2 separate regions of the Homo sapiens genome follow, and region 2 is linked to region 1. Evidence: chromatin contacts called from ENCODE Hi-C or POLR2A ChIA-PET data. All regions are on one chromosome and are shown on one strand. The core of a region is the stretch at or near the end of the contact, and the rest is flanking DNA. Distances in the headings are between cores, read along the strand shown.

Region 1 (3,157 bases), core at 570-3,069:
ATAGCTGGGAGTGATGGTGCATGCCTGTAATCCCAGCTATTTGGGAAGCTGAGGCAGGAGAATCGCTCAAACCTGGGAGATGGAGGTTGCGGTGAGCCAAGATCGTGCCACTGCACTCCATTCTGGGCGACAGAGTGAGACTGGGTCTCAAAAAAAGAGGCCGGGCGCGGTGGCTCATGCCTGTAATCCCAGCACTTTGGGAGGCCGAGGCGGGCGGATGACAAGGTCAAGAGATCAAGACCATCCTGGCCAACATGATGAAACCCCATCTCTACTAAAAATACAAAAATTAGCTGGGCGTGGTGGTGCACAACTGTAGTCCCAGCGGCTGAGGCAGAAGAATCGCTTGAATCCAGGAGGCGGAAGTTGCAGTGGGTGGAGATCACACCACTGCACTCCAGCCTGGTGACAGAGCGAGATTCTGTCTCAAAAAAAAAAAAAAAAGAAAGAAAGAAAGAAAAAGAAATAAAATAATAATGGGAGAGGATTGCGAGGGATATAAACAAAATTAGTCAGAAGTTGATACCTTCAATTGTTGAAGTTGGTAGCTGTGAATGTAAGATTTACTATACTGGCCGAGCGCAGTGGCTCACACCTGTAATCCCAGCACTTTGGGAGTCTGAGGCAGGCAGATCACCTGAGGTCAGGAGTTCAAGACCAGACTGGCCAACATATAGTGAAACCCCGTCTCTACTAAAAATACAAAAATTAGCTGGGCGTAGTGGCGCACGCCTGCAGTCCCAGCTACCTGGGAAGCTGAGGCAGGAGAATCGCTTGAACCCAGGAGGAGGAGGTTAGAGTGAGCTGAGATCATGCCACTGCACTCCAGCCTGGGCGACAGAGCGAGACTCCATCTCTCAAAAACAAACAAACCAAAAAGATTTACTATACTCATTTTTCTACTTTCGTACATTTTTGAAATTTCCAATAATAAAATGCTCAAAGCACTGTCTCTGAGCTGGATTACTGCAATTACCTCTTACCACGCCACCCTTCTTTTACCCTTGCCCACTATGGTCTGTTCTCCCCACCACTGCTAGAACGATCAGTGTAAGACGTAATTCCGATCACATTCCTCCTCTACTGAGAACCCTACCATGGATCCCCGTTGCCTTCTGCGTAAAAGCCAATCTCCCTACAACGGCCTACAAGGCCCTGTACCATCGGGTTCCCCATCCCTTCCTCTCCAACTGTGCTCCCCTCCCTCACTCTGCTCCAGCTATAGTGACCTCCGTGCTATTCCTCTAATGTGCCAGGAGAGCCCATTCATTCTCAGATCACAGAAACAGTATGACGATAGGCAGATGTTGTCTTGCAAAACGAGCAAACAGGCATATGAAATCAGATACCTAGCTGCCAAACTATATGTGAGGCATTTCCGAAGAATTTAACGACCTCGATAGAGCGCAGTCAAGTTTGGTGAACAGAATATGTCTCTGAACTAGAGGAGTCCTCACACAAGGAGTAGGGTCAGACCCCGCAGTGGAGGAGGAGGGAGGAGTAGAAACAGTCCAGCTCGCCGCCCAAGTAACCTGGGTCCTGAATCGGCCCGCCTTGGCCAGTGCTCCAGAAGCGCGGAGCAGGAACGGGCTGGGGCCCAAAAAAGAGGGGGGAGCCTGAACGTCCGGGGGAAGTTTCGGAGGCGGCGGAACGCCCACGGATGGAACCCTGTCTTTGGGGAAAAGGACCACACCTGTCAGCAGAGTCCGTCAGACGTGAGAAGGGTGGGAGCGGCGGACTGTGAACGCTGGTAGGGCCCCGGCGCTCCGAGAAAGTCCCAGTTTCGCGGTCGCCCTTCCCTACCACGCTTCCGGCTTCCGGTGTCATAGCTGTGGGATCCGGAAGTAAAAACACAAGCCCCGCCCCCGAGAACTCGGGAAGCCGGCGAGAAGTGTGAGGCCGCGGTAGGGCCGCATCCCGCTCCGGAGAGAAGTCTGAGTCCGCCAGGCTCTGCAGGCCCGCGGAAGCTCGGTAATGATAAGCACGCCGGCCACTTTGCAGGGCGTCACCGCCTACACGCCCCCTCGTCTCTCGGACGGCGGCGTCTAGCCTCGGGGCGCTCGGCCGCCCCGCCCTCTCCGGGGGAGGAATCAAGAAGAGACTGCCCAATAGGGCCGGCTTGACCCGCGAACAGGCGAGGGTTCCCGGGGGAGTGGCGCGGCAGAAGGCCCCGCCCAGGAGCCGAGGGACAGCCCAGAGGAGGCGTGGCCACGCTGCCGGCGGAAGTGGAGCCCTCCGCGAGCGCGCGAGGCCGCCGGGGCAGGCGGGGAAACCGGACAGTAGGGGCGGGGCCGGGCCGGCGATGGGGATGCGGGAGCACTACGCGGAGCTGCACCCGTGCCCGCCGGAATTGGGGATGCAGAGCAGCGGCAGCGGGTATGGCAGGCAGCCGGCGGGCCGGCCTCCAGCGCAGGTGCCCGAGAGGCAGGGGCTGGCCTGGGATGCGCGCGCACCTGCCCTCGCCCCGCCCCGCCCGCACGAGGGGTGGTGGCCGAGGCCCCGCCCCGCACGCCTCGCCTGAGGCGGGTCCGCTCAGCCCAGGCGCCCGCCCCCGCCCCCGCCGATTAAATGGGCCGGCGGGGCTCAGCCCCCGGAAACGGTCGTACACTTCGGGGCTGCGAGCGCGGAGGGCGACGACGACGAAGCGCAGGTAACCGGCCGGGCGGGCGCCGCGCAGGCGGAGGAGCGTACTGTCCCGCGCTGCGCCGCGCGGCGGTAAAATACACGCTGTTTGTTGTGCTTGAGAACCGAGCAGAATCGAGAGGGTCTTAACCAATCCCTTTATACCCCGCACCTCCTCTCTTGAGCCCCTGAGACCCCGAGAGCGAAGGGGACTTGCCGACCGGGGTCACCCAGCTTGGCAAGGGGAGGGCTGGAGCTGAACTCCAGCATCTGCACCATCTCCCATGCTCCAGGTCATTGTGGAGTTCCCGCTACAGTCGGGAATGAGATGGTCCTGGGCACGCAGTTCCATGCCCCACAAGGATTTTACTCGGTTGTCCAGAATTGATGCTGTAGTCGGAATACACCAATGCTTTGAGTAATTTTGTAATGTACACCCTGAATGAAGGCTGCCTAGGAGAGAGTGGCTGGAGCCCAGAGCCAGCAGTTTCTAACCCATCAACCACTCCCCAATGCCCAGCCGTTCACAAGGAGT
Region 2 (3,157 bases), core at 329-2,828, 49 kb before region 1:
TTATTTTTATTTTTTTGTAGAGACAGGGTCTCCCTATGTTGTCCAGGCTGATCAGGAGAATTTTGAACTTTATTGTCTCTGCAGGTAATTCTTCATGGGAGAGGGTTTACATTTGGGACATGTGCTATGTTGGACTCTCATTGTTAGAATATCTCATAGATGCCATTTGACCTTGTTGCAGAACCTCTGATGAGATATGTTGGGCAACGATGGCCAGAAATAATTTGGGATGAGGAAACAGAGTAAGGGGTAAACTTTTGGCTGTGGGTACACCATAGACTTACTAGTTAAGCCCAATGGGTTAAGAGGTATGTATCTGACCATTTTCATACTGCTACTGTTGTAGGACTTTCTGCTCAGTTCAGCTAAAAACTGGGTTCTTGTCACATGACCAGGAAAGATTTGGCACACAGACATTTTGAAGGGTGAGGGGTTATGGAATATATTGGGCAAAAAGGAAAAAGACTCTCAGCAAAGCCAGAGGGGTTCCTGTTAACAGGCCCCCATCTCACAGGTTGAATCCCAGGTTACCGCACAGGAACAGGAGGGGCCAGGCTCCTCCCGCCTGGAAATGGCACAAACTTCCATGGCGCTACCCTGTTCTCCCAGTGCCCTAGCCGGTTGGAGCTTCTCCAGGGCCCCTTTCTACTTGGCTGTTTCACTATGAAGAAATACCCAACACTGGGTAGTTTATAAAGAAAGAGAGGTTCAATGGACTCACAGTTCCACGTGGCTGGGGAGGCCTCACAATCATGGCGGAAGGCGAAGGATGAGCAAAGGCATGTCTTACATGGCGGCAGGCAAGACAGCGTGTGCAGGGGAACTGCCCTCTGTAAAACCATCAGATCTCGTGAGACTTATTCACTACCGTGAGAACACCATGGGAAAGACCCGCCCCCATGATTCCATTACCTCCCCCTGGGTCCCTCCCATGACCCGACCCGTGGGGATTATGGGAGCTACAGTTCAAGATGAGATCTGGGTGGGGACACAGCCAAACCATATCAAGGTACAAAAATTTGGGAAACATTAGGTGTGCATGTTAGGGCGGTAACTCTTCTCTCCCCCAGTCTCCTTGAGGAAGGATCAAGTGGTTAATTTGTCAAAAGTTCTCACTGTGGGAGATCTGGCCTCTTTTTCCTTTCCTTCCTGCCCAGTTTGGTGGCAGGCAGCAATATTGGGGATGTGAACCTGTTCTACAGACCCAAAACCTTCCTCCAGTGGACCGCTCTAAGTCTAGACTAGGGGGCTTGTGAGGAATTAGCAAGCCCATTTGGCTCTTCTAACAAGCCCTGTCCACCAAGGCTGCTTCCCCATCTGCTGGCACGTTTGTGGAATTTCTCAGTTGGTTAGGAACCCTGGCAGGCAGGGAAGAGGTGCTATTTATTGGCCCCTCCCTACTCCCCCAGATTCTCAACTTCAGTGCTAATGCTTGTAAATTGCTTAGGAATTCTGGTGCTAAATATGCAGGAATGCAATTCTGGTTGCAGGGGAAGGCGGTGAGGGGGGAGGCTCAGAATTCCTCTGGCTTCTTAACTAGCACTTCTGGTTTCTACGGTGAACTCTGGCCCCCCTCCCCTCACCATGGTGCTCCACCCCTGCCTGGAGGGGATGAGGAAGCCACAGCTGCACCCACAGCCTCAACACTAAGCTCTGCTCAATAGAACCCTCTGCAAGTACCAGGTTGAGATATGATGAAGCAATCTGGTTGATCATTTTTTTGTCTCACTTGAGCTTACTCATTACAGTCCATTTGTGTTTTGAAATGGTTAGCTACAGATTTATAGATGATTTTTATTACCTTGTTTTGTAGTGGAGGCAACCACAAAGAATTCCATAGTTGCAATTGCCTGAAGGCAGGTAAGTATTGGAATTCTGGGTCTGCCAGGTGCCCACTCACTTCCCTCAGATGCTAAGGCTCTGCAGATCTTGGAGCAGGTGCGGGAGGGGTGATTTGGTCTCAGCCACTCCAGATTTTGGAGTTCATGTGGATATCTTGTCACCACTTAGTTTTATTGTGGATGCTGCCCTCGGGTTTTGGTTTTGCTATCCTATTTCTCTCTCTCTCTCTCTGTTATGAATATACAAAAATGATGTTACAATCATTGATGTCATCTCAGAATGTAGAAATTGCATCACTTCCATATCGGAATAATTCATAAGGATGTTTTAACTTTAATACAAGAAAACCATAAGCATTAGAACTTCTGGGTAAAATAGTGACCAGAGGGCAAAGATTTTTAAGTCCTCTCCCCAGAGTTATGCTGAAATGACAAATGAAGCAAATGAAATGTAAACTATAAGGGGAAGCCAGTTCATCAGCTAACTAGGAAACAGCAGCAGCTCCTCACCAGGATCTCTGAGGAATTTCTCTCTCTCTCCTCTCTCTCTCTGTCTCTCCTCTCTCTCTCTCTCCCTCTCCTCTCTCTCTCTCTCTCTCCTCTCTCTCTCTCCTCTCTCTTTTCTCTCTCCTCTCTTCTCTCTCTTCTCTCTCTCTGCTCTCTCTTTTCTCTCTCCTCTCTCTCTTCTCTCTCCTCTCTCTCTCTGTCTCTGTATCTCTCTCATAGTTCCAATCTATCATGGACTGGTACTTTTGTTAAAACAATAAAATTTATCATACAATTAACTGAAAAAGACATACCAAGTCCAAGCCCATCTACTTTATTGTTAGAGTCAACAGACACTCTGATTCAACAGATTTACTCTGCCTGCGTATACACTCAATTTCTGTACTTATTACAGGCTGGAAGCAGTTTCTGGATCACCATCCACTTGCAGACTGTATTCATTTATTTAGGGCCATCAGAACAAAATAACACAAACTGCATGGCTTAAAACGACAAAAATGGATTTTCTTGCAGGTTCTGGCATCCACTAGTCTGAAGTCAAGGTATGGGCAGGGCCGCGCTCCCTCCAAAGAGGCTCCCAGGGAAAAATCGTTCCTGGTCTCTCCTAGCTTCGGGTGGCTGGTGGCATTCCTTGATGTTCTGTGGCTTTTAGATGCTTAGACACATCACTCCAATCTCTGTCTCTGTCATCATATGACCTTGTCCCTGTATGTGTCTGTTTCCAAATTTTCCCCTTTTTAATTAAGATATGAGTCCTGTTGGATTAGGGCCCACTGTAAGGACTTCATCTTAACTTGATTACATCTGCA

Evidence for each region. Hi-C counts contacts between places; a loop is a spot of excess contacts on that map. ChIA-PET counts read pairs that join two places held with the same protein, here RNA polymerase II (POLR2A). Pooled maps may share reads with other maps.
Region 2: a loop to region 1 is called in a pooled map, with 4 times the contacts of the local background. The contact joins the enhancer-like site here to the promoter of IKBKG in region 1. A Hi-C loop is called at or near these places in 3 of 50 pooled maps. POLR2A ChIA-PET finds 5 or more read pairs at or near these places in 3 of 52 experiments (GM12878, PC-9 and SK-N-SH).

What each region holds. Positions count from the first base shown.
Region 1 is chrX:154,546,282-154,549,438 of GRCh38, reverse strand. IKBKG (inhibitor of nuclear factor kappa B kinase regulatory subunit gamma) reads right to left here and starts at 1,819. Exons shown (of 10, transcript NM_001099857.5): 1 at 1,694-1,819. It overlaps G6PD (glucose-6-phosphate dehydrogenase), which reads left to right and starts at 2,593. Exons shown (of 13, transcript NM_001360016.2): 1 at 2,593-2,650. RefSeq lists enhancers at 1,432-1,711, 3,014-3,157 and a silencer at 2,152-2,711.
Region 2 is chrX:154,595,037-154,598,193 of GRCh38, reverse strand. No RefSeq gene overlaps it. Among named protein-coding and RNA genes, the nearest start is that of CTAG1A, 11 kb to the right of the region's middle. RefSeq lists an enhancer at 521-1,108. Within about 2 kb of position 1,578, at least 2 of the 41 ENCODE cell types and tissues checked have a DNase peak (open chromatin) inside an H3K27ac peak, as active enhancers do; they include PC-9, where a contact is called at or near this core.